Linked DNA regions of Homo sapiens: region 1 is linked to region 2. The links are chromatin loops, found by intact Hi-C in ENCODE. Cell type or tissue: Calu3. All regions are shown on one strand. Each heading gives the region's core, and the rest is flanking DNA. Links, peaks and the distances in the headings are about the cores only.

Evidence for each region. Hi-C counts contacts between places; a loop is a spot of excess contacts. Peaks named below come from ENCODE experiments on the same cell type or tissue, not always from the same donor. Only the 100,000 strongest peaks of a DNase experiment are listed, where the experiment ranks them.
Region 1: it touches region 2 in a loop (2.3-fold over the local background); 2 of 110 quality-filtered maps call a loop at or near these places.

The regions. Positions count from the first base shown.
Region 1 is chr18:60,808,176-60,816,274 of GRCh38, reverse strand. No RefSeq gene overlaps it. Among named protein-coding and RNA genes, the nearest start is that of MC4R, 440 kb to the right of the region's middle. In Calu3, for the core only: no CTCF peak of the experiment used is centred there; no DNase peak of the experiment used is centred there.
Region 2 is chr18:60,888,673-60,896,771 of GRCh38, reverse strand. No RefSeq gene overlaps it. Among named protein-coding and RNA genes, the nearest start is that of CDH20, 440 kb to the left of the region's middle. In Calu3, for the core only: no CTCF peak of the experiment used is centred there; DNase peaks (open chromatin) are centred at 1,541, 2,051 and 3,711.

The DNA of each region.
Region 1 (8,099 bases), core at 1,504-6,503, 81 kb after region 2:
CAGAATTCAGCAGCACATTAAAAGGATTATACATTTGGCTAAGTGGGATTTATTCTCACTTAGTATATAAATACAAAGATTATTTAATATACAAAAATCCATAGGTATGATGTACCACATTAAAAGAATGAAGAACAAAAATTACATAATCATCTCAATTGATTCAGAAAGAGCATTTGACAAAATTCCCAAAGACAATGTCCACAAGGGTATTTTGTCACTTTTCTTCTAGGGTTCTTATAGTTTGAAGTAATATATTTAAATCTTTAATCCATCTTGATTTAATTCTTGTATATAGTGAAAGGTAAGGGTCCAGTTTTGTTCTGCATAGGGCTAGCCAGTAATGACAGCACCATTTATTGAATAGGGAGTCCTTTACCCATCACTTATTTTTGTCAACTTTGTCAAAGGTCAGATGGCTGTATGTGTCTGGCTTTAGTTCTGCATTCTCTAACCTGTTCCTTTGGTCAATATGTGTGTTTTTGTATCATTACTATGCTATTTTGGTTACTGTAGCCTTATAGAATAGTCTGATGTCAGGTAATGTGATGCCTCCGGCTTTGTTCTTCCTGCTTAGGATTGCTTTGGCTATTCAGGCTCTTTTTTGGATCTCTATGAATTCTAGAACATATTTTTCTAATTCTGTGAAAAATGATGTTGGAAGTTTGATAGGAATAGCATTGAATTTATAGATTGCTTTGGGCAGTATGACCATTTTATAGATACTGATTCTTCCATTCCATGAGCATGAAATCGTTTTCCATTTGTTTTGGTTATCTATGATTTCTTGCAGCAGTGTTTTGAAGTTCTCCTTGTAGAGATCATTTACCTTCTTGATTAGCTGTATTTCTAGGTATTCCAGGTTATTATTTCTGATCATCACAGACAATACTGAATTCTCAATTAGGCTCTCTGCTTGAATGTTATTGGTGTATAGAAATGCGACTGGTTTTTCTACATTGATTTTGTATTCTGAAACTCTACTGAGGTCATTTATCAATTCTAGGAGCCTTTTGATGGAGTCTTTAGGGTTTTCTAGGTACAGAATAATATTATCAGTGAATATAAACAGTTTGACTTCTTTTCCTATTTGTATGCCTTTTATTTATTTCTCTGGGCTAGAATTTCCAGTACTATTTTGAAGTCATAAAGGTAGGCATCCTTGCCTTGTTCAGTTTCTTAAGGGGAATGCTTCCAGCTTTTTCCCATTCAGTATTACGGCTGTACGTTTATCATTGATGGTTCTTGTTATTTTGAGGTATGTTCTTTCAATGCCTAATTTGTTGAGGGTTTTTATTATGAAAAGGTTTTATCAAAAGCCTTTTTTCACATTAATTGAGATGATTATGTATTTTTTGTTTTTGATTATTTTATGTGGTGAATCAAATTTATTGATTTGTTTATGTTGAAACAACCTTGTATTCCAGGAATAAAGCCTACTTGATCATGATGGATTAGCTTTTTGATGTCCTGCTGGATTTGATTTGCTAGTATTCTGTTGAGGATTTTTGCATCTATGTTCGTCAGAGATATTGCCTTGTAGTTTTCTTTTTGTTGTTGTTGTTGTGTCTTATGGGCAAAATACTTAAATAGACATTTCTACAAAAGAGGTATATAAATGTCCAATAAACGTACGAAATCATGCTAATCATCAAGGAAATGCAAATCAATAAAAGCACTAAGAAATACTACTTCATACACTTTAGAATTGCTATTTTAAAAAATAAAACAGAAAATGACACGTGTTGGCAATAATGTGGAGAAATTATAACCCTTGTGCACCAGTGGTAGAAAATGTAAAATGGTGCAGTCCTTGTGGGAAAAGATGGCTGTTCTTCCAAAATTAAACTAGAATTACCATACGATCCAGCAATTACACTTCTGGGTATATGCTCAAAAGAAGTGAAAGCAGAGACTTAAACAGGTATTTGTACACTCATATTCATAGGAGCATTATTGACAATGGCCAAAAAAATAGAAACAACCCACTGTTCATCAGTGGATGAATGGATGAATACAGTGTGGTATATACACACAATGGAATATTATTCACCTTAAAAATGAATAAAATTCTGGCACATGCACAACATAGATAAACCTTGAAGACATTATGCTAAGTGAAATAAGCCAACATAAGCCAAATGAAAAGGAAAAATATTGTATTATTCTACTTATATGAGGTATCTAGACTAGTCAAATTTACAGAGATGGAAAGTAGAATGGTGGTTGCCAGGGGTTGGGGGAGGGAAGAGTGGGAAGTTTCAATTTAATGAGTAGAGTTTTAGTTTGGGAAGGGGAAAAGTTCTGGAGATGGATAGTGGTGATCCTTGTACAACAATGTGTTCTTAATGACATTAAGTTTAATGACATTAAACTCTACAATTACAATTTTAAAAAGTACCTTTATCATCAACTCTCTTGCCTGGTGAAATTCCAACACCAATTAAATCAGAATAATTCCATGAACCTTTGTAGTTGAACTTGGCTGCAGAAAAGTGACAAATATTGCTGACTGATCTTTCTATAAATTTAAACCACAACAGTCATACTGATCCTTTAACAATCTGTCAGATCATCTTTCTCTTCTTGATAAATTCAAAAATGCTTTCCCATCACAAAATAAAATCCAAGTCCTTATACAACCTGGCACATTTATTGCTCATGTATTTCATTTCTACTGCACTTTCCTTTAATTACGCTATGCCTACCCACACTGGCCTTCAGGTTCTGTCACAATGCCAACCATATTTCCACATTGGGACCATTGCATTTGCCATTGTGTACAGACTTGGAATGCCCTTCCCCTAAATATTAGCTAGATGGTTTCCCTCACGTTCTTTAATTTAGTAGTCAAAATTCACCTTAGAGAGGCTTTCCCTGCCCACTTTGTCTGAAAGAGCAATCTCACCACTCTCTTTACCCTTATGCGGTTTTATTTTTTTTCTCATAGCACTTAACACCATGTGCTATTATATGACATAATTCATTCTGTGTCCATTGTCTATTTTCATCATTAGAATAATTTCATGTCAACATTGACTTTTGTTCAGTGTTATATTTTCAGCACCTAGAGAGTGTCTGCTAGTTGGCTGTATGTCCAGAAGAATCAACATATGTAGTTTAGGTATTTCTAAACCACGAAAGTTGCTTAATACACATATCCCAAGAATGTGCTAGAGGCAGAGTTAACAGTGTTTCTAGATTAGCTGCTCTCTTCATTGTACATTGTAAATGACAAACAACTAGAGCATCAGGGTCCCTTTGCTGCACCCACAGTCTTGCTTTTCCAGTCGGTATTACCATTCTTTCAGGAGGTTTGCTCCTAGAACTGGTGATGTAAAGAAGGGAAGTAGCTGTATAAGAACTTCAAGGGCTAATCCCTGGAAAGGAAGCAAAGGGATAATACCTTTTTAAGGGAAACAGTTTTATCAGTATCATTTGACCAGCCATAGATATGAGTTTACAGAGGCTTCCTGGCCTTTCTCCCAATTATGTTGTCTCTAAAACATGGAGACTCCATTTATCCCTCACCTAATGTAGCTACTATGGGCCATATTACCAGTGTGCATCGTGCTCTATAATTCCTAGTAATTTTTATTCTGAATGTGAAGGGAAGTGTCTTTCAACTTAAGAATCCCCAGGAGGACTTTATTATACCTCAGAATTTGGAAGTGCCCTGAAATTTTACTTTTAAAAATTATTTGTACTTTTTGAGGTGCTATAACATTCTTATATGTATCATTCTGTAATTAACTCTCTAGCTTAACTATAAATGGTAACTAAATTTTAAAGAGCCAATTGTAGGTATCCCAATATAACATTAAGAAAAACTAAAGGAATACACTTTTTTGCTACTTTGTTGGGGTGAAGTACTTAAAAGGGTAAGGTAGAAAGAAGAGACAAAGTCCTGAACCTTTCAAAATGGGAAATTAATTTTAAACTTAAAAACATGTCTTCATTACCTATTGCCGATACTGTCTTTGCATAAATAAATAAAAATAAGAAATATTTTAAAAAACATGTTTTTAATAATGCAATTACTTACTGGCTCCTCATAAAGAGCTTAGCATCTAGCCTAGAATAAGAATTAGTTACATGGGTGGATCCTAACATTCCTTTGAAATTTTTATGCTTTATATTTGAACTTTTCCAATCTCTTCAAGAAGATGAGCTCTTTGTTGTCTCATAATGGACTTAACTTTAGCCTGTTTATGTGAGCAAATTGTGTCTTTTGTAGGCTTTTAGTTTAATAGAATGAACTATGACAGTCTGATGTTATGCACATTGGCAATTTTGACCCCAGTATGGTTGAATGTATAGAATGTGAACATACACTAAATAGCTTTAAAACCCTCTCTTGTCTTGAACTGGTGAATTTTTACGTTAGCAAAAACTAATTCTAGAAAATGTGCCTACTGATTTTTTTTGGAATTAGGGCATCTTCTCTAAGTAATTTATGTTTTTAAAAAAATTATTTTCAAGTTTGTTTGTGATGAACCAAATCCCACTGCTGACTGGTGGAATTTTTAGGTGGATAATAAAAACAATATTTTATAAAGAAAACAGCTCTTATTTATTTAAGGAAGATGCTCTAATGAGGGTCAAAATCATATTTTGCAGTGTTAATTATTTCTCTATGAGAGGCCTATTATGTTAGCTCCATGCATGTATAGCTATGAATATATAGCTATGTATATATTTGTATATGCCTTATAGATTATGGTACGTTAGAGAGTCTTACCATGTTCCTCTACAGGATGTCTATTTAAGGTTTTCTATTAAAAATACTTTTAATCAAATCAATTAGTTCTTTTTCTGCTTAATCATACACTTATCCCTGTTTGAAATAATACATGCAGTGGAAATCCACTGATACTCATCCACCAAAAATATTTTAGTCATTTTCTCTTTGGAGCCAGATAAAGTTGAAATTCATTGTAGGTGGCTTAGAGTGTATTATTAGGTATTTTTGTGCTGTCTGACTTTCTGAAACTCCAAACACTTTTAACGATTAAAACAATTTTACTTAATAAGAGGCTTTGTGGTGAAATGATTGACTAGTTGCTATCTGCAAACAGCAATTTATAACCAAAAGGAGCTCTAAGATCCTGAAAATAATTGGTAGCTCGTTATTTGAATTAAATTGCTGAGTTTAGCTTTCCATTTAAATTTAAGCACAACCACATTTACCAACTATTAGTGTAGGCTTGGTAAATGAGTGTGCTCCCTCATATCACTCTTCCAAAACAACAAAATGACAGTGGAACTATAAATGGATGAAGTTCCAAAGGCTTAATAATTCAATTAACTAAATCAGTATTCAATAATAAAAAGGTTTGCTCCTACTTTCAAAAGGATATCTTTGCATTAAAGTTTCCTTACAAGTGGCTGAAGGACTAGCTAGACAGAAAGTTGCTATTTGGAACTTGGTCCTGAATGAGCACACAGTGTAACTCCATTTATGGCCACTTAGCTCGTTAACAGTCTCATGGCTAGAGTACCCAGAACCATTCTATATCTCACCGAGCCTTGGATGACCAGAATCCATAAGTTAAATGTGGGCAGGGACACATAACACAAATGGGTCAGTGCTACTATTCAGAGCTTGGGGTTATGCTGCGGATGGTTTGTCATCTTACATGAAGGACGAGATCTGAGTTTGTAATATTATAGGCCCCCTGATTCCAACACAAGCAGAGATGCTCAATTATTCCAGGCACTGCGCTAGACACTTTGCCTAAAGCAATTATCATCATCACAATAATCCTCTGATGAGGACTTTATTATTCTCCATTTAGATATGAGGACACTGATCTTCATAGTTAATGAATGAGCCAAACTATTGAGATTTTTTTTTTAAATTTAGGATTACTTAAATCCAGTGTTTGGTATCTTCCTACTAACCCAGTCTTTCTTAAAGCATTTAGGGTTTCAAATGAAATAGATCTATCCCCGTTATGTTTCAAAGACAACATGTTAGTGGGTAAATTGATGGTTCTGTGATTGCTTCAGTAGTTCCTAACTAAGGGCTGGGATTGCCACATGAATGAGCAGGTTAGCTTGATAGGCTCAGTGGGAAGGTCTCTCTGCACAGGTGTGCAGCCTTTGAGAAGTGCAGAGACAAGCTCCTTGCTGTTATTACGCAATGTGTTATTTCAGGACAAATTTATGCTTCTCCTAGGGAGCCTTCTAGAGTAATAATCTCTGACAAATGGTGATCCTGCTATACCTAGTCTCCCTGAATAGCTCCACCTGAATTTATTTTGCATGTAAATTACAGTGCTCATGTTAAAGAATCCCATAGATGTAGCTTTATTTCTACTTGTTAAGACCAAAAAGAAAAATGTAATGATTTGTTAAGATCATCTTTCAATCATTCTGCACTTTCTCCCAAGTGTTAATTTTCTTGCAAGTAGAAATAAGGAACTTGGGCTTCCCTTCCATTAAAAAAAAAAAAAATACCATTGTGAAAGTTTATGTGACCAGGTCCTGCAAACAACCAGAGACAAATATAAGCAGGTGTGCATATCATATCAAAATACTGCATTTTCCTTTTCTTGCATTTTTAAACATTAGTCGCAACTTTGTTTTGTTTTAATTTAGTGGAAAATAAATGTAATCGCTGTAATTTCATGTATAATTATTAGTAAAATGCCACTTTTACCTTTTCCATGGTCCTCATTTATTGTCCCCATTCTCTCTGTAAGCAGAATCTCCCCCAGGTGCTTCAAATTTTCAATGCTCAATTCCAGATTGATATTCTTTCCTCTACCATTAACTAAAGCTTTATCTGTGAAATGATTATTTTGTCCCATTTTTTCTTGATTAAAACAAACCAAAAGATGAAATTAAGAGAGAAGTAAGTAGAATAAAGCTCTCTTTATTACCTTTACCTTCTTCTAAATTGTTCATTGAGTAGCTTGTGAGGAGAGGTCATTAAAAGCATCATTAGTTGAAAAACACAGGCTTGTCTTTCCACATCCCCTACAGTTATATATCACACACTTCTTCTATAATTAGAATAATGCCAGCACTTTATAAATGGTCACTGACTGGTCTTGATTTATTAAAAGTCTAGACAAGTAAATGCACAAGATAGCCCTTTACACAGGGAGTATCTAAGTTTCCCTTGCTATATATTCAGACATCTAAAAGTTGTCCAGAATGTGCTACCATATCATCCTTTATTCTTAGGAAAATTCATTGTTTGTCCTGGTGAAAGTCAGTTTTACTTTTCTAGTCTTGTTTTGTTGGTTATATAAAGAATGGAGTAATTTTCAGCATCTATTCAAAAGCTTAATTATTTATAAAATTAAATAGTTTTTAAAATGAAAGTAAAATAATGTTATTTTATATTTAGTACTTTTGGAAGGTCCAGAAGGATATGTTCTGCTTAGTTAACCACATTGTGTTTTTTCTTTTGGAAATGCAAAGAAAGTATCTAATAATTTAAATATATATATATATATATATATATATATATATATATATATATATATATAATTTCTCTCATTTCTTCTTTTTAGCAGGGATCTACTTGTCTCTACCCAGAAATACAGATATAAAGTCAATGGAAGAGATAGATAGATAGATAGATAGATAGATAGATAGAAAGACAGACAGACAAAAAGATAGATGGATAGCTATTATTAACCTTTTATGACATTGAAAGAATGCATGCTGCCCTCTGGAGTCCACAAAAGGAAAATGCAAACCAAGTTTTTCTATCATCTTTAATATTTAAAATGTTTAATGCTACAAGTTGGAAAATAAACTGTATCTTTTACCTTTGCAATAAATAACATATAAGTAGCGCGACTAACAGGGAAGGGTTATGTTGAATCCTTAATTTGACCTTATGACGCATGTTTTCATGAAGTAATGAGGATTTTTCCCCTTACAATTTACTCACTATGTCTTTCCCAGTTACCAAAGGGCACAGAAATAAGTGTTAATGAAGAGAAAAATAGAGGATGAGATTAACAAAAAACAAATTAATCTTTGTGCCTACTTAATATCTTTTTGAAATATATATTACTTTGCACTTCAGATCATACTTTAAACTTTCTTATATAACATGTATGCCAAGTTTATGAAGT
Region 2 (8,099 bases), core at 1,016-6,015:
GAAGTCTGAGGGATATAAGCATAATTACAGTGATTGCTATAAAACAGAAAGGAAAGCATGAAAGAGAGAGACAGGAAATAAAAAGCTACAAGCTTTGGTGACTGAATAGATCTGGAAGGAAAAGTTGAAAAAAATGTAGAATGTCTAAAGCAGAGCACAAAAAATGCCAGATGTGGGTGAAATGTGCCAGGCTTGTTGGTGGCCATGTTGGGGGAGGGTGTGTGCACTCTCCTTCGATAAGAAGCCCCCTTCTTTCCTTAGTCTTATGTGCATATAACCTCTGATGACGTTGAAGTTGGCATAGCTAGCTCTAAGGCTTCAGGCTTGGGTGATCAGAAAAAGCACCTAGTAATTTTGCACAGTTGAGGGGAGGGCGTATGAAAAGCCATATGTTGTGTTTTCAAATGTTGGAAAAAATCTTTAAAAACCAATTTACTTCTCATTTTATATGCTCGAGTCAATTCTGTTCTTTAATTATCTAAGTCAACAGAAATAGGTGAGTCTGTTTCATTTTGATTTCAAGTCAGTTTCACTTTTTGTATTTTCATGCACAAACACGAAGAAGTAATGTATTGATTTTTGGACAAATAATCCATACAACATATTATATTTTGTACCACTGCATATAGCACCTCTTTCTGCAGCTCTCGGGACTCTTTGCAATTGACTCATTGCTTGGGCCAATGGCTCAGGCTGGGCCTCTGAACTGAACTACTAGACTTTTAAAAATTACTTTTCAAATGAAAAGTACCATGATCTAAAAAATTTTATTTATATTGAATCCTATGCAGTTCCTGGTTGTGGGAGTTCCATAAAATCCAAATTTCAAATTTGCAAGTTAGCACTTCAGTTTTTTCATAGTGGTCTCACACTTTGATTCTGGGCCAGCTCTTTTTCCTTACCTCTCCATACATGCAGGTTAATGTATCATGAAAATTCATTTATTGACTTTTTTGAGATGGAGTCTTGCTCTGTCGCCCAGGCTGGAGTGCAGTGGCGCAATCTCCGCTCACTGGAACCTCTGCCTCCCGGGTTCAAGCAGTTCTCGTGCCTCAGCCTCCCGAGTAGCTGGGACTACAGAGGCACGCTGCCATGCCCAGCTAATTTTTTTTGTGTGTGTGTTTTAGTAGAGGCGGGGTTTCACCGTGTTGCCACCGTGTTACCTAGGCTGGTCTCGAACTCCTGAGCTCAGGCAATCTGCCCACCTCGGCCTCCCAACATTATAGTCTTTTAAAAATCACAGGCTTTTAAAGCTTTGAGAAAAGCTAAATGCATTCATTATCTATTATCTTCACATGAGTAACCTGAGACTCAGAGGAAATCCAATGACTTACCCAAGATAAACACAGTAATATGAGCCAGAACTAAAATCCAGGACTCCCTGCTCTTTCTTTCTACACCAATCAACTAGACATTTAAATTATGAATAATCATAACTTCTTACTTGCGTTTTAGGTGTTTATAATGCTGGAAATCCCAGCTCAACAACATTGCCTTTTCAACTCCTCAGGAGGGTAAACAACCCCACAAGTTGATGGCGAACCCAGTCAAGTTCATGAACTGGAGCCACATCAGAGGAGTGAACTCAGTGTGAGCTACTTATGCACATTTAGTCCCAGAACTCTGGGGAAACACACTGAGTCCTTTGACACATTTTTGCTCCTTGGTTTATCATTACGTGCTCTTGTCCCAATTACAGTGGATAATTCTTGAGGGCTATTATTAAAATATGAGCAAGAGAAAGAGAGATGCGTAAGTCCTGAATTTAGTACATAATTTAGGCTAGGGGAGCAAAAAGAGTCCAAGTCAGCTCTATAGGGCTTGGGGTCGATGATATTATGATAATTAACATTTATTGAGCTGCTACTATTAACCGTCAAGCACTGGTGCAGATGCTTTTCATGTAGTACTTAATTTAATCCTCACAGCACCCCTGAGTGATTCTCTCAGTCTAGTTTCCCTCAGATGACCGTGAGACAAGTATTCGAGTACAAGCAGTTTATGTAAGAGGTGATCTCAGGGAATACTGGAGGAGTATAAGGAAGTGAGATAGAGGATGGAAAGACGCCAATAAAAGGTGCCTGATGCAACAAATTATGATATGGACAACTGGGGCTTAATCTACCACACATGGTCAGAGCAGCTTCTGTAAATTTAAAACTATTCTCAAGTTTAAAAAGTGCATTTAAAAAATGAATCTTGTCAAATTTAACTGGATTTCAATTGTGTAAAAATGCTAGAGGTGACAAGGAACGCTCACAAGTTTTGTTCAGACTTGCCCATTGTAGGAATGGCCCTGACTTTCGCATACATGAATCAGCTATGTTGGATCATGTATCTTTGCATTGGTGAGACAGGTGCTCCTTAACCTCGGTCACTATTTAGTAATCATATACTTCTTTCCTCTTGGGCATCATCTGCACTGCTGTGAAGGAAGGAGCACCAACAAATCTTTCCCAGAAGTAAAACTGAAAGAAAGAGCCAGTTGTTTCTTGGAAGTGAATTTCAATGTGTGGTACCTGTTTGGCTCACTTTCCAAGGTATGGGTGTTACACATGTGAGGAGGTGACTTAGGCTTGTGCTAGGTTTAATGATTTAGTTGTATAGTACGGTGATATTATTAGATCACCCACAGTTCCCACCCCCAAACTCAGTCGAGTGCACCCATAAAACTGCTGAAATAACAATACACTGTTGTTTTCCAAGCCTTCCATAGCAAAATATCACAGGCTGCATGTCTTAACAATAGAGATTTATTTTTGATAACTCTGGAGACTGAAAATCCGAAATCAATGTGTGGGAAGGGTTGATTTCTCCTGCGGCCCTGCTCCTTGGCTTGCAGGAAGTAGCCTTCTTGCCATGTCCTCATATGACCTTTCCTCTGTGCACAACCATGGCCCTGGTGTCTCTTCCTCTTCTTATAAGGACACCATTCCATCGGATGAAGGCCCTACCCTTCTGACCTCATTTAATCTTAATTACTTCTTTAAAGGCCCTATCTCCAAATACAGTCACATTGTGGGTTAAGGTTTCAACATATTAATTTGCGGAGAACACAATTCAATCCACGAGTGTACCAAATCCCTCATTATTCAAATGAACTTACATAAAAATATGCATTACCCTTGCTGATGCTATTCTGTCAGATAAGCTCTATGCTTTATCTCTGAATTTGTCACACCCTGTTACAATGTGCATATACATTCCTATTCATAATTATCCTGTTATGTTGCCACAGCTGAAATCAGCATTTTGTAAAGGAGGGTGGGGCTGTTAAACTCTGGGAAAAAATAAGACTCAGTGGAATGCTTAAGTGTACCAGGAAAGCAAATGCTATTAAATATTCTTAGACATACATGACTGTTCACCAATGGAGACCAATTTCAAATACGAAAATTAGTTAAGTTCTTGTACACTAGAGAAGAACAGAAGGAATGGGAGAACTTCTGAATTATATAGTCTATTCCAGTTGATCCTTGAACTTCCCATTGCTGGGCCAGTCACAATGGCTAATGCCTATAATCCCAGCACTCTGGGAGGCCAAGGTGGGTGGATTGCTTGAGTCCAGGAGTTCAAGACCAGCCTGGGAAACATGGTGAAACTTGATCTCTACAAAAAAAAATACACATACACACAAAACTAGCTGGGCGTGGTGGTGCACACCTATAGTCCTAACTACACGAAAAGCTGAAGTGATAAGATCTCTTGAGCCCAGGAGGTTGAGACTACAATGAGTCATGATTGCGCCACTGCACTGTAGCCTGGGGAACAGAGTGAGACTCTGTCTCAAAATAAATAAATAATTAAAAAATAAAATACCATTGGTTTCACAGAGAACTAGAGAGCTGAGTAATTACACTAAATTCTTGGCAATATTTTTTTGTGATAATAATTAATATGATTATTCAGGTAACTACTGTCAAACTTTAGAAGTATAGAGATTAACAAGGAATAATAGGCACAAAATAAGAATTATGAAAATATGTCCAAGCTGACAAGAGTTGACTTCAATTTGCTTCACAAAGCTGCCTGACCATGAAAGATACATTACAGTAGCCTGAGATTTGTTAATAAGCTTTTCTTGTTCAAGCTTGCTGAAGTATTTCATGTTTTCAAATTTTATGCCAAGTAAAAATATGTTCACATTTTATAAATATTTAGGAACTGAGTCATGGTGCTCTGGTGTTTTGGTTCCTAAGACATAGTTTTATTTCACTTCTGTGATGGTTAGTTTTAGGTATCACCTTGACTGGATTAAAGGATATCCTTCCTGATAGCTGGTATACCATTGTTTTGGGGTAGGTCTGTGAGGGTGTTTCCAGGAAAGAGTGAATGAGTGGACTGTGTAAGGAAGTTCTGTCCTCACCCAAAGGGGGCATGAACCACCCAATTGGCCAAGCACTGGGATAGAACAAAAAGGCAGGGGAAAGGCAAATTTGCTCACTTGATCTCTTTCCTCTGCGGATGAGTCTATCTTCTCCCGCCCTTGGATATCAGAACTCCATGATCTCCAGCCTTCAGACTCCTGGACTTCCCTCAGTGGCTCCTTACGTTTTCAGGCCTTTGGCCTTGGACTGAGAGTTTCACAGTCAGCTTCCCTGGTTCTGAGGGCTTCAGACTTGGACTGAGCCATACTACCAGCTTTTCTGGTTCTCCAGCTTACAGATGGCTGAGTGTGGGATTTCCCGGTCTCCATAAGCGTGGAAGCCAATTCTCTTAATGAGTCCCCTCTAGTATGTCAATATCTATATATCTATACTAAATCTATCTGTATCTATATTACATATATGTAGAAACATACCCTGCTTATTCTGTTTCTTTAGAGAACCCTAAAAATCTTCTAAGAAAATTATCTTGGAATTGAGCTTTATTAAAAAAGAAGAATGAGTATCTTATTGAATTATGCCTGTACATATTTACCAGTCATCATAAGACTAATATTTAGTTCACCTAAAAAGCTAAGTTTGTAGTTAGATTTTCTCATAGAACATAATTCTTCTGTTCTGCTATTATCATTTATCACATGAGACACACAGGTCTATATAAACCGAAATAGATTTGTTTTGGCCTATATTTGAAGAGCATAAGGCTTAAAATTAAAATAGCATTTTTAAGCTGAGCATAACTTGGAGGTTATAATGTCTATCCTCCTTCAGAAGAGGCACTCTGCCATTTTGTCTCCATTTCATAATTATGAACACCTTTAGTGTGATAAATGAGAAATAACATTGGACAATCAGGAACACTGAAATCCAGCCCTGTCCTGTCTACTTAATGGCTTAGTGAACTTAAGTCAAAGTAAGCTCTAGCTCTGCCATTAGGTAGGCATGAGTTCAAATCCAGGCTCTCCTATTCATCAGTCTGGGACCTCAAGTAAGTTGTCAAATGAGGAATTGATTTCCTTGTGTGCCTAACTTTGGTTAGCATAAAGAAAGATATCATATATCCCAACTTATGTTTTGAGGATTGTCATCTGTAGAATATTCTTATGTTAATCTGCTCTATAAAAATCACAGTTAGGGTTCAAATAGTAAAAATATTTATTTATTTTTTAAAAATCTCAATGAATAAAATAATTTTGTACTGTGGCCATGATGGCCTAGAAGGAAAAGTAATCAGTTTCTAATATTGCCAAATAAAGCCCTCTTGGGTCAGACAGAGTAGTTAAGACCATACTACACTACCCCACCTGTGGTAGGTAGTTTTGTGAGTCAGCTTGGCTGGACTATAGTACCCAGTTATTTAATCAGACACTAACCTGGGTGTTGCTATGAAGATATTTTGTACAAGTGGTTAAAATCTACAACCAGTTGACTTTTTTTTTTTTTAACAAAAAAGAAGATTATCTTTAATAATCTGATGAGTCTTATCCAATCAGTTCAAGGTCTTAAGAGCAAAACTGAGGTTTCCCTGAGGAAGAACTCGCAGCTGTGTGCCACAGTGCCAACTGCTGCCTGGGAGTTTGCAGCCTACCAACTTGCCCTACAAATTTCAGACTTGCCAGCCCCCACAATTGTGAGAGCCAATTTCTTGCAATAAATCTCTTTATGTCCTACTTTATCATTCTATTAGTTCGGTTCTCACATAGAACCCTGGCTAATACACCTCTGTGAACTGGGTTTTAGGGATACAAAAATTAATGAGAAGTAAATCCCAAATTCTGATGTGATAGTATTGGAGGAGAAGCCCGTGTGGAAAACTGAACATGCTCTCAACAGGAACAGTTAGGGAGCAGGGCAGGGAGGGATGATGGGAGAAGAGTGAGGGGGTGCTGTAGTGAATATTCGTGCATGTAGTGGATTAAGTAGAGTCCCACCAAATTCATGTCTACTCAGAACCTCAGAATGTGATCTTATTTGGAAGTAAGGTCTTTATGGGCATTATTAGTTAATAATCTTGAGTTGAAACCATCCTTGATTTAGCCTGGGCCCTAAATCCAATGACTAGTATCCTTTTAAGAAGAGAAGATACAGAGAGATATAGAAAGAAGCCAACGTAAAGATGGAGGCAGATATTGGAATTTTGCTGCCACAAGCGAAGGAACACCTGGGACCACCAAAGCTGGAAGGATTCTTCCTGAGAGTCTTCAGAGGTAGCATGCCCATCTCAACACCTTGATTTCAGGCTTCCAGTCTCCAGAAGATTTCTGTTGTCTTAAGCCACACAATGTGTGATGTATTGTTATGGCAGCCCCAGGAAACTAACATTGGGCACATTATGTTTTCAAACTGAACCAGCTCCCTCACAACTTCAAAGTACAACTGAAGTATTAAAACATGGGGACAGCAATGTCAAATTGTAATCAGAACAAGCATGAAATGCCATTGCCAAGCACATCTCTTCCAAGGAATGACATTCAGATCATGAGCCTATGTGTCCTTGGGGCAAGGGATGGATGAGCAGAGAGAGATATTTATTTATATCTGTATTTATAAATATACATTTATATGCATTTATATTTATGGTCACTGCACCTATGAATAGATCTATCCTTAGAGCTTGGTAAGGATTTCTTAATTCCAAGAAACACATAGTTAAATGTCACATGTCCAGTTTCAATGAAAGCAGACTCTGAGGTAGAGATAAGCCTGCAGGATGTTTGCTGGGGAAGGCTTCTGGGATTAACACCTGTGAAGGAAAGTAAAAGAAGCAAGATAAGCAAACGAGAAGTTGGATGGTTGTGTAGTCACTGTATGGCCTCTGCCAACCCCACCATCACATTGAGTTCCTGAAAGCTGAGATAACCCTTGAAAATTGGTCCGTATATCCATTGAATAGGAGCTGCCCTTGGGAAGGGGACATGGCCTTGGGTGTAAAACCTCCATTTAGTGCCAGGTGCAGTGGCTCACACCTGTAATTCCAATACTTTGGGAGGCTGAGGTGGGCGGATCATGAGGTCAGGAGATTGAGACCATCCTGGCTAACACGGTGAAACCCTGTCTGTATAAAAATACAAAAAATTAGCCGTGTGTGGTGGTGGGTGCCTGTAGTCCCAGCTACTCAGGAGGCTGAGGCAGGAGAATGGCGTGAACCTGGGAGGCAGTGCTTGCAGTGAGCTGAGATCGGTCCCCTGTACTCCAGCCTGGGCAATGGAGCAAGACTCTGTCTCAAAAAAAAAAAAAAAAAAAAAAAGCTCCATTTAGTTTAGGCAGCTCTCAGAGGGAAAAGCTAGAAGCAGAAGGGGGATCTCAGTGGACAGTGCAGCATCCATTACATCAGGTTGCTAAGAAGTAGAAAAGCCAGTCTCTGAATTAAATGAGATCAGAAACCATTCTGTAATATTTGTGTTGTAGCTATGTCATCTGTAAAATGATTAAAAATTTTAATAAGTCAGTCATTGTATATAAAAATAAATAACCTATTGCCTGGTGTACAGTGCTTTACATTTATTGAAATTATTTGTATCAGTAAAAGTGAGTTTTCCAAACATGTGATAACATACGAATGCTTATAGCCTTCTCTTGTAGTGTTCTAAGCTTCAACACATGCTAAAAGGAAAATGATTAAAAGCATTTAGATGACCTGAGTACAACTTCTAGTTCTCCATGTTACTTTTAGTTCTTTTATATGTTAACTTCTTAACTGTTCTCAGAATCTTC